3 separate regions of the Homo sapiens genome follow, and regions 2 and 3 are each linked to region 1. Evidence: chromatin contacts called from ENCODE Hi-C data. All regions are on one chromosome and are shown on one strand. Each heading gives the region's core, a stretch centred on a gene start or an enhancer-like site at or near the end of the contact. The rest is flanking DNA. Distances are from core to core; before and after follow the strand shown. Region 1 overlaps NRP1 (neuropilin 1). Region 2 overlaps PARD3 (par-3 family cell polarity regulator). Region 3 overlaps PARD3 (par-3 family cell polarity regulator).

Region 1 (5,000 bases), core at 1,160-3,659:
AACTCAACTGATTCTCCTGTTCTGGCCTCCCAAAGTGCTGGGATTACAGGTGTGAGCCACCACGTCCAGTCTGCTGGTCCTTTATACTGTACTTCAAGTTGGGCAGTGAAATGACTAGGTGGGTAGCAGGAAGGGGGCAGATAATAGAGTTCACTGGAGAAGCTGCCAGCTTTTTCTGTCCCCCAACCCATTCCTCCCCCACCAATTAATCTTAGGAAGAAAGTAAGGCAGGAGGTGGTGGGAGGGTTGTGATCTAGGGCATGGTGAGGTTTCTACCTGCTCAAAGGAAATACACTACACTTTCAATCTTTCCCCAGTGAATAAGAATTCCACACCGTCTTTCCCCACCTCCCCTTCAAGGGTCGGGAGAGAGCAAGCATTGTGAATTGTTTCTTTAGTTGTAAAATAAACGAGGGGACATAATATATGCTTGGACTTGTTTGAAAATAATTCAGAGTCAGGGATGACAGACATAAATTAAGTTTCCTATGATCTGATAATTGTTGAAGCAGGGTCGTGCACATAGAGAATTCATTCTACTATTTCTTTTCCATTTGTGAATATGTTTGAAATTGCCCAAAATAAGAAGTTCAGAAAAAGTATAAGATGAGGCTAGTTGCGGTGCCTCACACCTATAATCCCAGCACTTTGGGAAGCTGAGGTGGGTGGATCACAAGGTCAGGAGTTCGAGACCAGCCCGGCCAATGTGGTGAAATCCCGTCTCTACTAAAAATACAAAAAATTAGCTGGGTGTGGTGGTGTATGCCTGTAATCCCAGGTACTTGGGAGGCTGAGGCAAGAGAATCGTGTGAAGCCAGGAGGCGGAGGTTGCAGTGAGTGGAGCTAGTGCCACTGCATTCCAGCCCGGGCAACAGTGTGAGACTCCATTTCAAAAAAAAAAAAAAAAAAAAAAAGGATAAGATGAATGCTAATTCATAGATCCTTGCCCAATTTGCTGTTTTCAAGGAGGCCAATCAGTGGCCAACTTCAAGGGGCATTACTATGATTTGCCCTATGCTTCTCGCTACTAGGGAAAGAGACATTGTTAATTCTAGAAAATAATAGCACATGTGAACGCCTGTAGTAATTCCTACCCGCCCTAAATTCACAGACATTAGAAACCCTCCCAGTAACACAGCCTCGGAATCAAAGAGAATCTGCAAAGCCATGCAGCCGAAGTGAACTCTGTGATACCTGTGTGATCCTGAATGGGTCCCGTCTTGCTGGTCAACACACTCCACTTGAGCTGCACGTGATTGTCATGTTCCCAGTGGCAGAAGGTCTTGTGAGAGCCCCAGCCAAATTCACAGTTAAAACCATATGTTGGAAACTCTTCAGTGGGTGGGAAGTAAAAATAAGAGACAAGCAAAGAAAGGCAAATTTGATCATTTAGGGTCACAAAGGCCCTTGGTTCACTCATGGAAAGCACGATTTATACAACTTTATGTCTGTTTGAAAATTCCAGGAAAGCCAGGATTACCAAGAAACCAAAAGATGCATGGAGATGTCAAAATGTTTGCAAAACCACATTTAGTAATTTCTTTAAAAATCCAGCTTTAAAAGGATTATGGACTGCCTGTCAAATTGGGTTTACATAAAATCTCCAGGAAGGCTATTTTCTAAAGCACGTGTATTACATTTGCTGCACTCTCCCCATTTCCACAGTATTTAATATGAAAGCCATTCTGTTCTTGAGGATAAATCATATAAGTTGATACCCACCAATGAAAAGAATCTTAATTAGAGATTGACCCATGAAGCCTCAAAAGTGGAAAGTAACTTGGCGAAATGCCTCACCCAGGAGGTTTTCTCTATTTCCACCTCACCAGTTCATGCTTCAGGTCTTTAATGTCAGGGTTAGAATCTCTTAAGCATTTTAGGATTATTTTTTTTTCTTCCATGCCTTCTATAAGGTCGATTAATTTAAGTATAAATTTCTGCTTTTTTAATTTCTAAATTTACATATAAATTGTTCACCCGGCTTAAAACCTCAATGTAAGGTCATCTAAATCCAAAGCCCATTTCAATAGCTACCCGTTTTTACTTCTCTTTTCTTTTTTTTAATGTTCAAAAGGCTTCCTTAGGAATCTGAAAAGACAGCGTGAATGAATTCACGGGAATGACTTGCCTTGTGTGTGCCCTACAAGGTGCTGTTGGACTATGGTGTTTTTAAAACCCACAGCCTGACATTTTACACAGCCTCTTTTTGAAAGGAGCTTAACTTTTAAGTATGGGAAAAATGAAATCATTGCTACTTATTCCAAGTATGACTGTTGTTTTGGTAAACATAAGCTAACAATAAAAAAAATTCTAAAGATGAAATTCTCGGGCTTCTGCCCCCTCCTTTCGTCCTCCTATAAAGAACGAAGCCCGCAGATGCAGCTGTTTTCTCCAGTGACGAAGGGCCTTTAGGCTTGTCACTGACTTTAGGCAGTCCACGAGGTGGCAGCATTGAAACAAACAGGAAGGCGCCTGGGGCATCTGGACCGTTGAACTTAAAAATAAGCCTCAAAAGAATCCCTATGAACAATAAGGGAAGTCTGGTATTAGATGCTGTATTAGGGTCAGGCCAAGACCTTATCTCATTTTGAGCTTCTTTAACTTGCTTGTGTTTATTAACAAAGTATCTCGCCTTCTGCTCTGAGCCTTGTCTCCATGGCCCCTCCCCCAATGGCAGGAGGAATTTTAATGGGAAGATTTATTGAATAGATAAGAATGATTTACTTTGCATTTTTAGTTTATAAGGAACCCTTTTCTAGAGCTAATGTCAAATTTTGGAAGGAATCCACCATAAAAACTGTCCAAATGGAGCAGTTTGGATTCTCCCAATGATAATGTGACCTCCCAAAGGGTAGACAGAGCCAGTTTGGGAAAGTAAACTAGTAAGCTATGTGATGTGTAAAATGTGAGTACTTTCATTTAGTGCAAACAGGCTATATTTCACAGCTGTAGTGTCATCGGAGAGATATATTTCATGTCTAGTCTATCATAGCCATGAAATAGGACTTCTTAAGGCATGGGAAACCCTCTCCAAAATTTACCACTCTTTTCCGCAGCAAGATTGAATTATGTAGATGAAGTACAGTCAACTGAACGGTGACTGAATGATTGAGCAACCTTGGATGCCAACGCCCATGACCCTGAAATGTACTGTTGCATAATCTCATGTTAGAAAATGTTAATATTGGAACATGTTAATGTGTGTGTGGTTTTGATTTTTCTCCTTAAATGTACTTTATAAAACATGCACATTCAGGATAAAGAAAGCCACCCCAGCACACACAGTTCTGCCTGTATTTACTTTGTTAATACATTACATTTATTGTTTATAGAACAGAAAATGACATCATCCATTCTTTTGGCTCTTCATATTCTGATGATACCATAAAATGTAGGAACTTGGATATTTTTGAAATGACCAGGACATGGAACCGCTTTGCCTGAAAAAATGTTTCAGGCACTTCTCGCTTCAGAGAATGACAGTCTGCCTTTACCTTCCAATGTCCTTCCCCATCCTGTACATTTAACCAGGTGAACCGCTCTAAGTTTTTGTATTTTACTGCTCTTTTATCTTCTTGTCTTGATCATGTAACTTGTGGCAATTTGGTTATTTAAAGGATATGTTTTTAGATCAATGCCTTTTGTTGGGGAGGGTTATGGAGTGAGAGGTTCAATGTGGAAACTTCCAGCCTGGCTAGAAAGACAAACACACAAACCACCCATAAACATTTATAGAAAGGGAAAAGAAAGAGAGAAGGACAGAGGAAAGGAGAAAGGGAGAGAGAAAAGGAGAGAAAAAAGCAAATTAATGAATGAAACAAACATATAGGACTACTGACGTTTACGTTTTCAAAATATTACCCAAGCCCTGGCGGGGCACACAACTCTCATTAAATTCAATGGGGGTAATCCAGCTAAATCCCTTCTTGACTCTTAAAAATAGCAGGAAACAATATTCTGAACTTAAAACAAATTTACAGCCTCTGAGAGCAAGTACCAGCTGTGCTTGCCCAACCCATCTTGCCTGAAGTTGGATCATTAGCACCATATGTATGCATAAGGATTTAATTTTTATATCTGGTATTCCAAACTTCTATAGAGCAGTTTAACTCACTTGTTCATAGACTAGTCTTTCAGTCTAAACAAGCAGAGGTGCTCAGGCCCATACAATCGTAGGTGATGAATATACTCCGAACTGCTGCAGGAATGCTGGAGGAGCCTCAGAGGGTTAGAGCTCTCGCCAGAGAGAGCTAGATTAAAAATGTAAGGATCCCATCACTTGCTGGCAGAGCATTAACCAGCTTTTATGCATCTGATTACATAAAAGTATATAAATATTATATGCCCATGGAGTTTATTATATTGATGAGAATCAGCAAGATGAAATAGTAAGACTCTGAGTTGAGTCTATAATAGCAAAATGGAATTATGATGAAGGTTTTGAGGTCTCATTGACTGCTGCTTGTGATGATGCTTGAAGAATCTGGAGCCTGCAGAACAGTGTGGATCAAAGTATCAGGTGACTCAGGCCACTGGGTCAACTCTTCAGAGTTAGACCTGACCCCTGGCTTGAAGCATGCTCAAGTCCCCATGCAATATTCTGGGCATTGACTTAGCCAGAAGGTGACAATCAACAGAAGTCCTTCCAGGAAGGTCAGACAGCCCATTACCCACAAACAGAGCACTTGGAGTCCAGATTCATGACTCAGACAATGGAGAAACAGGAAAGCAAGTCAATTTGAAAAGAACTCTGCACTGACTGTGAAATGCAAACCGGACCTGACCACCCCTGATCAGTAGACCCGCGTGGTTTGGATTGAACTTGTTCAGATGGTGATAGCAACGGGTCCTACTGTTTGCAATTTGCATACCTGCCCTCTGACCACAGTAGACTCTGTGACAGGACCGACTGGCCCCTCTGAGAAGCCATCCCTTGAGTGACCTTGAGATTGTGCACAAATCAAATGTGTTAACAAAACCGCTCCTGCTCTGACAATATT
Region 2 (5,000 bases), core at 921-3,420, 1.3 Mb after region 1:
TGAGGTTACAACTACATAACACTACTGCTTAAGTATTAATAAAAAGTAGGATAGCACAGTAAGACAGAACAAAATAATTCAGAAATGGGCTAATCACATACAGATAGGTTGACTCCAAACTGGAGGAAGTGGCACGAGTTGTGATTTTATCATGAACACATGCAGTGTTCCCTCAAAGAGAACATGGTAAGACTGGCAAATGGGCAAGATGAATAATCTCAGAAGCAAATGCGATGATGTAGTAACTAATTATTACGTAGACACAACAAAAAGGGAACTAAAAATCAATTTGTAAGCTTTCTGATGACTGAATTTACTTTAATGACACAGAGACAATACTAAATCCTTAATCATTCTCTGAGCCTTACTTGCTAGCATGGTTCATTAAAAACTCATTTAAATAGAGCTAGTGTTTAACTGGACGAGTAAGCAAAAGGATATATTTGAACCAATGATGTTTTGTAATCATAGTAATACAAACTATACCAATAAAAACTCGCTACAGAACAAGAATCTTAAGCTTGCCACTGGAAAACTTTAAATGTTATGCATGTGAGATTAATTCCACGCTTCATCAGCATATTAAGAAGGGTATATACTGTCTGATAAAAAAGACCTAAAACTTAGAAAAGAACACTAAAATACCATGAGCACATTAAAGACTAGCGAATGTTCCTACTGGCTAAGCCAAGAATGGCAAAGTGTGGATAGACTTTCTCGTACACAGTACCAGGAAACTTGACCTCAAACCCGTCTCAGGCTCTAGCCCCATGGTTTGTGATATTAGAGCAGTACCTCACCTATGGGTATATGTTCCAGCCTTGCCACTCTGCCAACCTTCCAACATATCTAAGAGGGAGTAACGTGGAAACAGGGGTCAACAGCATAGTGTTCTAATCTGTGAACAATTTAGCTTGACAATTCATATGTTTACGTGTATCCAGAAATGCCTGCATTAACAAATGATAAATAAGAGAATCCCTCAATAGTAACTCTTTAAATTAACAACACAGTCTGCAGTAGGGATTTTGCTTAAAAGAAAAAAAAAAGATTTTTTTTTTCTAAGAGGCGTGAGCCTCTGTGCCCGGCCAAAATATTTTTATTAATCAAAAGTCCACCAGGCATGGTGGGTCATGCCTGTAATTCCAGCACTTTGGGAGGTAGAGGTAGGTAGATCATGAGGTCAAGAGATGGAGACCATCCTGGCCAACATGGTGAAACCTCGTCTCTACTAAAAATACAAAAATTAGCTGGGCGTGGTGGCACACACCTGCAGTCTCAGCTACTCGGGAGGCTGAGGCAAGGGGAATCGCTTGAACGTGGGAGATGGAGGTTGCGGTGAGCCAAGATCGCACCACTGCACTTCAGCCTGGTGGCAGAGAGAGACTCCGTATCAAAAAAAAAAAAAAAAAAAAAAAAAATCCAACACCATGTAGGAAATAGATAGGTCTTAACGAGATAAACCAAAATCTCTCTTTCTCTCATACACAGACACACACACAGCCTCTCTAAACTGTAATTAAAAGACAACCACCACCAAAACCCACAGCACCAATCACAATGTTAAACGTTAGTGAGCAAGCAACTGGGGGTGAAATACTTTCCATCTTCTTCCTAATCTCCACTAAACACCACTCCCTTCACTCCCAGGCATAAGTCACATCCTGAAATCTCCCCCAGTCCCTACGCTGTAATAGTCCCAGGGCATGAAAAGCTGCCAATGTGAATGCACAACCCAGAAACATAGCAGGACAGTCACGACCAGGCAGGAGCATGCCCTGCTCTCCTGCTCCTCTGAATGTCTGCATCCACTGGTGAGTCCACAAAAACAGAGCTGAGATCCTTAGTGGGAAGGCCCTTCCTTTCTAGTCTTTCAGAGCTGAGATCTTTAGTTAGGAAGGCCCTTTCTTTCTAGTCTTTTTACCTCTTCAGCTAGCTGGATATAGTAAACCAGGGCTTGGTTCCACGGGTGGGGAGCCCTTGTCTCCATACCCACACACCACCCTCAAACCCTCCTCCTGCTGTGCCACCAGCAAGTTACGAATGTTTAGATGCAGGGAAAGTAGGAGTCCCACTTAAGCTACAACTGCCTCCTCCTACCAACTTGTACCGTTGAGCTCCCTGCTACAGTTCATATCCAGTGTCGTCAGAAACAAGGGTAATTCCGTCTCTACCATCAAGTAATACCATCTCACAGAACCGAGACATTCCCTCGTTGGGCTTCCTTAACGCATCACTCATTCCATTGTTGAACTTGTAAAAAATGACTCATCACTAAAATGTCTTGCCATCTGGTAAACTCTATACTTTATTTTTTGGCAATCAGTAGTGGAAAACTTTTCATTCTAAAATAGAAACTTGAAGGATCACTTCCTTAGTCCTAAATTTTGCAAATTATATTTAAAATGAGAAGCACTAGAAAAGAAAACTTGGCTGTGGCTTTGGCCAATCAATCAGAACTGGGAAGCAGTTAAGCAATTTGCACAAAGTCATGGAAAACTTCTCCACACAATGTTAGGTCTAGAGATGATGCAGCAGGGGTCAGCACATCACCAGCCCTGGCATTTAAAGACAAGATGGTATTTCCAACTCTAAGAACTAGCCTTGTTTCCAAGGCAACCTGCCCTTTGTATAGGGGACTCACTTGGGAGTTCATAATCCCTTTACCTGCTGACTTCACAATTTGAACAAGAACCTCAGCAATGACTTAGCTTCCATCTAAAAGCATCACAAGAAAAACTGAGGGCCGTTTAACTACTTTAAAGGAAGAAAGGAATTCAGATGATTCTATTAAGACATGGGCTGGAGTGGGGAGGGTAGATAGAGAAGAAAAAAGTGATTCAGAAAAAAAGAAGAAAGTAGAACTAGGAGTTGCTGCTTAACAGTGATTTATTTTCAAATTAAGATATATCAAACCCACCACTTCTGTTCACTTCAAGTTCTGAATGAAAGTCCAGGTGAAAATGACACACAATGAAAACCTCAAATTCATTCTGACAACCACAAACCAATATTAGCAAAAGATCAAAGTTCAATAAATTTATTTTGTAAAATGTAAGGTTAATATTACAGTACAAAATGACTTTCAGTTTAATTTGCATGCAAGAAGGAAGGGTGTGATTTTTAAATACCCACCCAGGGGCAAAGATGAAAAACTTCATTTTCTGACTCCTTTTTTGCTACTCTCATTATTTCAACACCTTCTACAAAGGAGAGATAACGGTGTCCTTGACATTAGCCTAAATTATCTTCAGTATGCAATACAATACTGATTAAATTAGGCTCATTTTAATCAACTGGCAGGTTTATTCAAAAAGTAACTAAATAATAAAATTCTTTTTATCAACTCTTCATTAGTATAACCTGTTTAGCAATGTTTTTAAAAAACTGAACACAGAATAAATATTGTGTGCCCATCTTTTCACTCCCATATTTGACAGGTAAAAGAAATAACTTGCAAGTTAAATATTTCCCCCAATCCACAAATTGCTTTAATACTGAAATTTAATGCCAATCTTCTGGAAGGTAAATACTAGTGCCATCTAATGGACTTAGTCAAGCACAAAGAGTTTAAAAATTTTAAGTTTTAAAGAAAATCTATTCTAAGGAAAGCCAAACCCTCTACTTGCCTTCATTTGCTTCCCAAGACAACGTCCACACAAGTGACCCAGAATAATGGAGATGGAGACACTTTATCCTGCGGTTTGCCAGGAATTCCACTCATTCTACCACCACAAGGTTGCTAATCATGAATGAGCTCTCAAGATGAGTCAGCCTCAAACAACTCACCAGCTGCGTGGCCCTAGGTAACTTCTTCACTCCTCTGGGCTCAGTAGTGATAGGTTTTGTTTTGTTTTGTTTTGTTTTGTTTTTTCCCCATAAATTTCATTTGATTATGACAAATTGCTTAGGATGTTTCCTGTAAGTAGCAAGTTTTTAAGAAATGTTACTAATATTTGAGAAAGTTTCAAGAGACTGAGGTAATCAAGAGGGGAAGATGAAAGACAACTAAGTTAAGCCATATAGACTTTATCCTGAAAACTGCGGGGTGTCATTAACACACAGCAGTTTAACTTGCATTTATTCTGCACGAGGTTTCAAGGGGTATGGAGAAGGACTAGGAGGGTAAACACTCGTAGCTCATTAGTCTAATAATGAAGAAGTCATGAGGGCCAAGGCTAATGGAAAGGTGGTGAAAAGACAATCAGGATGTATAATTATTCAAATGCAGAATGGAGACTTATTTAAAAGGACTTGGTATGTGGTGGATGGGTGCCATTATGAAGGAAAATGACAGATTTTAGGTGTCTAGGTTTGTCATTTGGGTGGTTGGGCAGAGGACAGGCACAAGGACAAACAAAAACAAAAGATGATGCATTCAGTTACAGGGAAAACTATCACATGCTCTCAGCCAGTTCCTGGGACACAACTGGAGATGGGAGTCCATGGTACAAAAAAGAGTTCGAGGCTAACTACTTGTAATTGGGTGCCGTCCACACTTAGGTACAATTGAAGCCACAGGTTTCATCCAATCTGAATGCGGATCACCCATGGAAATCAGAACTCAAACCTGGGTAACTGCTGAGATTGCAGGTTCCTCTTCCCTTCCTCCAAACCACTTTCAAAGGATTTTGAGAACTGACTAAAGAATATAAATAAAATCAAGGAAACAGGGTTTCACAAAACTAGGGAAAGAAAAGTAGCATGGAATAGCTGGATCAGCAGTACTCAACACCACAAGGAGGCCCATGAGCTCTTTCTCTAACAAGGACACATGTGCATTATCACCCCAGTGCTATTAAACAGGTGACCCTAGAACAATGCAGGGATGCAAACCCCCCACACAGTCGAAATCTGAGTATAACTTTTGACTCACCAAAAACTTAACTACCAAAGCCTACTGTTGACTGGAAGCCTAGCCACTATCATGAAACAGTTAACACCTATTTTGTGTGTTATATGTATTCCACACTGAATTCTTATAATAAAGTAAACCTAGA
Region 3 (5,000 bases), core at 1,847-4,346, 1.1 Mb after region 1:
GAGTGAAAACAACTGTTTTAAAGGTACATTTCCAATTCCAGGGAAGAATGCAAGTTGCTGAAATATATAGTGGTCCCTTAGAATAGCTGGGAGGGAAAGTTAACTTGCATCCCTCAATGCTAAAATGAGATGAAACTGGTTTTAAAATACAAAACGGTTAAAAGTTGAAAAAGAGATAAAAGAAAGCATTAACAGGGAGACTGCTAACCACTAATACAATCACAACTTGTAAAGAATCCAGGCAGTTAAAAGACTGCCCACTTTCCATAAGCCTTTGTGCTTAGGGGGAGAGAGACTGAAAGTGAGGGTAGAATTTTTCTAGTTTGCTAAATTATACATATTCTTGGGAATAAGATCTAGCTCCCAAACTATCATCTCTATGAAGCAGTCACTACTAACTCCAGCCCCACTGGTCGTTCCCCTTCCCAAAGCTCTGTAATCATCTATTTTAACAATTGATTATATTGTCTTTTCCCCCTGCCCAGAGACAGGGGTCTTACTCTGTTGCCCAGGCTGGAGTGCAGTAGTATAATCATAGCTCACTTCAGCCTTGAACTCCTGGGCTCAAGACATCCTCCCACACCAGCCTCCTGAGTGTCTGGGACTACAGGTGCATACCACCATGCCCTGCTAATTAAAAAAAATATTTTTAGGGACAGAGTCTTGCTATGTTGCCCAGGCTGGTATCGAACTCCTGGCCTCAAGTGATCCTACCACCTCAGCCTTCTGAGCAGCCTTACATCAATTTTTTAATGTTAACATGCTTAAATCTTTTTCTCTTAACAAAGGTAAGGGATCCCTGAGAGGGAAAAAACATTTTAAAATAGTAATTTTAAAAAGACTTATACTATCTGATATGGTTTGGCTGTGTTCCCACCCAAATCTCATTGTGAATTGTAGTTCCCATAATCCCCACGTGTCATGGGAGGAACCAGGTGGAGATAATTGAATCATGGGGGCGGTTTCCCCCTCCTGTTCTTGTGATAGTGACTTAGATCTCACAAAATCTGATGGTTTTATAAGGGGCATCCCCCTTTGCTGGGCTCTCATTCTTCTCTTTTCTCCCGCCACGTGAAGAAGGACGTGTTTGCTTCCCATTCTGCCATGATTGTAAGTTTCCTGAGGCCTCCTTAGCCCTGTGGAACTGAGTCAATTAGACCTCTTTACTTTATAAATTACCCAGTCTCGAGTATGTCCTTATAGCAGCATGAGAACAGACTAATATACTGTCTGATACACTTAATATATTGTGAAACAACAAAACCAGTTGTCTTATACTGACTAATAAAACACTAGAATAATATTTCCCTAACCAACAGACACAAACACATCTCAACAGATACTCACTCAAGTAATGTTCAGGCTTTCATGGATATTAAAGCACCTACAATTATTGCCAATGCAGAGAGATGCTCTTAAGCCAAATATATCTAGGACAGCTCTCATCAGAAAGCAAACTGCATTTTCCTACTTCATTTGCAGTATCTGTCAATAAAATCGGTTTCAGATATATAGTATGCCTAACGCTTAATTTTCCTCAAGTATTCATCTATATTTTTTCCTTTTTTTTTTTTTTTTTTTTTTAGAGACAAGCTCTCACTCTGTCACAAAAGCTGGAGGGCAGTGGCACAACCACAGCAGCTCACTGCAGCCTCGAACTCCTGGGCTGAAGTGATGCTCTTGCTAAAGTGTTAGGATTACAAAGTGTTAGGATTACAGGTGTGAGCCAACACACCCAATCAAGTATTTATCGAAATAGTTAAGTTCTACAAAGCAGGTTAACAGATTCTTAAAAATTCTCATTTACCTGTGCAATGAAAATTTTTTTAAAAAAACTTGAAACTTAGCCTATTGATTAGAATTGACTTTTCTAAAGGATTCACGAGGTCAAAGAAACATGAAAAATGCTGCTACAGGATAGAAAAAATGTTTCTCTTAAAAGGTTAATTTTTAAAAGACAATCTTTGCATGACAATAAGTGATCTAAATGCAAAGATTAGTGTTAGGAAAACAAACATGTATCACTTGCTGAAAAGGATCCTACCAACTGAGATGACAAAAAGTTCAAGTAATTACCCAAAGCAGGTATTACTGAGAACAGCTGGTAAAATTAGAAAGAGAGGAAACGGCATGCAGAAAATCCACATAAACTTGCAAAATGACACACCAAGAATGGGGAGTATCCCACTGAAGGACACAGATAGTTCAACGGTCTGGTATTGAAAACACAAGGCTTTGAAAGATGATTAGAACATTGAATAATGGAAAGTTTCAGATCATCTGTTTCCTAAGGAGATTTATAAATATTCCTTCTATACTGGGAGGATTTAATAAGAAATTAATTAACTTTTACATATTTCCACTAGAAGCATTCAGTATCCCTGGAAATGTTCCCAAGCACAACTTACTATGCAGATATAGATAATAATATTGTAATAGCTTTCAATGGCTGAATAACTACAAAATACAAGCCAGCTAACATTATAAACCTCATTTAATAGAATGAATAACATGAGGAGAATATTATTTGAGAGTTGGGAAATTTGGCCAGATATCATAGCTAATATTTCATGTTTCAGAACATCTTTCCTTCTTTCTGTCCCTCTTTCCCATTTGTCTGTTCACACAGACCTGACCGTGATCCAGAAAACATTTAATATGATTTTCTAAGAATGCATAAAAATGCAAAATAAATAAAAATGAAAATAGATGTCAACTTCTTAAAAGTACATAGGTGTGGAAAATGTGTACTTTATAGGAAAAAAAATGATTAGCACAGACCAGTATGTTAACAGTGTGTTAATACAGATAAATTTTTGTTTTCTGATTGTAATTTTATGGGTTTCTCCCAAATTTTTCTGTAGTTTTTAGTATTAGAATAAACTTAGAACTAGAGCTTAAAAAGGTACATTTTTTAAACAAGTGAGAAAGGTGGGAAAGAGAAAACTGAAAAAGGAGGAGCAGTGGTAAGCACGCACTTTCATAAGTCCACAAAACAGAAGCCAGAAAGTAGAGACAGGTTACAACACTGCTTTAAACTTGCTCGCAGTTCTGGAAAACAATCAACTCCGGTTTCCACAGCCAGTTAGAGGAGTAAGCTGAACACCGCTGAACCAGGAGTCAACGGTCTTTACTTGCCCTTGGTATTTCCCCAGTGACTCAGAATGTTGTGGGATGTCAGTATTCCAGGAAAAGCAAAAAGTGAGGGGTTGAGAGGATGTTTTGAGAATAAATAAGTTTGGAGAATGGTGACTCTCTGTTCCTATCTTGGTGACTCATAATGCACATGAACTTGGTAGAATTTTGAGAAATAACAGAGTAGAAAGATACGCATATACTGGTTTAAACAAGTGTTTCTCAAACATACTTGTAAACAGAACACATTCTCTGCTGCTGAACACTGGGCAATCCTGTACCACATAGTGTATATACTACCATTTAAAAATACATGGAGGTATCACTGGAGCAAAAACAACAGAAAGCCAACGTGTGATGCTTGGTCGACAGAGAAATCTATCACGGGGCTTTGTATGGGAGGCTAAGTAGACCTGAAGTTACGTAGATCACTTAATTGGAACATGTTCTGTTTTGAGTTTGGAGCCTAAACCTTTCATGTGGTGGAAATGAGCCAGTAGAGGCGCTGTCCCTAGGCATGCCTGAAACACAAGTCAGAGGCACGAAGCACTGAATTCACATTTTTGCTTAGTTTCTCAGTCTGTCTCCAATGTAGCCAACAGCATCTCTGAAAAAATAGGGTACCTAGGTTCAGTGCTCCAGAATGAGAAGTCAAAAATAGCATGTCGGAAAACCTGTTAACTTCCCCCTTGGTATCACGCCCAGACTCCCCGCTTCTCAAGAAGACCATACTCATGGAGGCTCTAGTCTGAGGCAGGGCAGGGCTAGTAGAGCAGAGCACAGATCCATACAGTGATCTTCCTAGTCCATTTCTCCCATATGGATGGCATTTACTCAAGACCCAACCTCACAGTGTTGGTAGCAAGTGACAGAAAGGGAAGGAAGTTAGCAAGAATGAAGTCAAACTTAATCTTGGACCCGGCTCAGAACAATCTAGTATATTGTCACCATCTAAATAGATCTTAACATTGAAGAAAAAACATTTAAAATTATATTCATAGCCCTTTTAGTTTTTCAATATTTATATCTTGAGCAATATTCAAGATTCCCAGATGTACACAGGCAAAAAAAGTTCTGGTTTGTGGACAATCATAACTCATGGGGGAATGTTGGGTTTTCTATTTTTATATGGAATTAGCCAAAATAATTTTTGGAATTCAAATAGCTACAGTGGTAAATAATATCCCGAGAGGTATTTCACTACTAGTCAGCAGTGAGGGAAAGGTTGTAAGGAGAATATAAGTAGTGGTTTATTTATTTTTATTGATTACTCCAGTCAAAATTTTTTCAAGGAAGCTGCAGTTTCCATTCTCAAAAAGAACACTGCCAATACCACAGACAGAACAGAAAGAACGACATATGGAAGAATGCTTGCCCTATTAAAATACAAGTGCCAAACCTACTCCACCTCCTAGTTCAGTCCGTTTCTTGCATTCACTTGCTCTATTACAAAATCCATAAGTTTAAATAAAACATACTTGCAAAAAGTTGTTATTGAAATACAAAGTCAAAGTATAATAATTTTCTTAAATTATGAGCCTAATTGACTTTTTAATGGACCATTCACTTATTCCTTGACCCTGAAAGATTTTTATTTTAGGCCTCCTGTACATTGTAAATTCATTATGATCAACCTAGTTCCCAGAAGTATTGCATCATTAGAGGTACAGAGATGGAAATTAAAAGCAAAACTGAGAAGTGAACTGTGCCTTAGGCAAATTAATAATACAAGTGAAACCATTATGTAAAAATCATTGTTTGGCTGGAAATATTTGACTAAGCATCATAAAAGTATTTTGGAAAATGTTGATAGAATTCTGCATGGAAACATAGCAGTCACCTTAAACTGCAAGGAAGAAATGTTT

What was found. A loop is a pair of places that touch in the nucleus more often than their neighbours do. Pooled maps may share reads with other maps.
Region 2: a map of endothelial cell of umbilical vein shows a loop between it and region 1 (3-fold over the local background). The contact joins two enhancer-like sites. A Hi-C loop is called at or near these places in 1 of 168 maps with a recorded cell type or tissue (endothelial cell of umbilical vein), 5 of 37 single-sample maps with no recorded cell type and 8 of 50 pooled maps.
Region 3: a map of ascending aorta shows a loop between it and region 1 (2.4-fold over the local background). The contact joins two enhancer-like sites. A Hi-C loop is called at or near these places in 1 of 168 maps with a recorded cell type or tissue (ascending aorta) and 1 of 50 pooled maps.

The regions. Positions count from the first base shown.
Region 1 is chr10:33,191,087-33,196,086 of GRCh38, forward strand. NRP1 (neuropilin 1) reads right to left here. Exons shown (of 17, transcript NM_003873.7): 13 at 1,195-1,332. Among named protein-coding and RNA genes, the nearest start is that of IATPR, 77 kb to the left of the region's middle. Within about 2 kb of position 2,410, at least 17 of the 41 ENCODE cell types and tissues checked have a DNase peak (open chromatin) inside an H3K27ac peak, as active enhancers do; they include endothelial cell of umbilical vein, where a contact is called at or near this core.
Region 2 is chr10:34,524,686-34,529,685 of GRCh38, forward strand. All of the region lies in intron 2 of PARD3 (par-3 family cell polarity regulator), which reads right to left. Among named protein-coding and RNA genes, the nearest start is that of PARD3, 290 kb to the right of the region's middle. RefSeq lists enhancers at 1,315-2,070, 3,461-4,036. Within about 2 kb of position 2,171, at least 9 of the 41 ENCODE cell types and tissues checked have a DNase peak (open chromatin) inside an H3K27ac peak, as active enhancers do; they include endothelial cell of umbilical vein, where a contact is called at or near this core.
Region 3 is chr10:34,277,580-34,282,579 of GRCh38, forward strand. All of the region lies in intron 21 of PARD3 (par-3 family cell polarity regulator), which reads right to left. Among named protein-coding and RNA genes, the nearest start is that of LINC02629, 380 kb to the left of the region's middle. Within about 2 kb of position 3,097, at least 11 of the 41 ENCODE cell types and tissues checked have a DNase peak (open chromatin) inside an H3K27ac peak, as active enhancers do.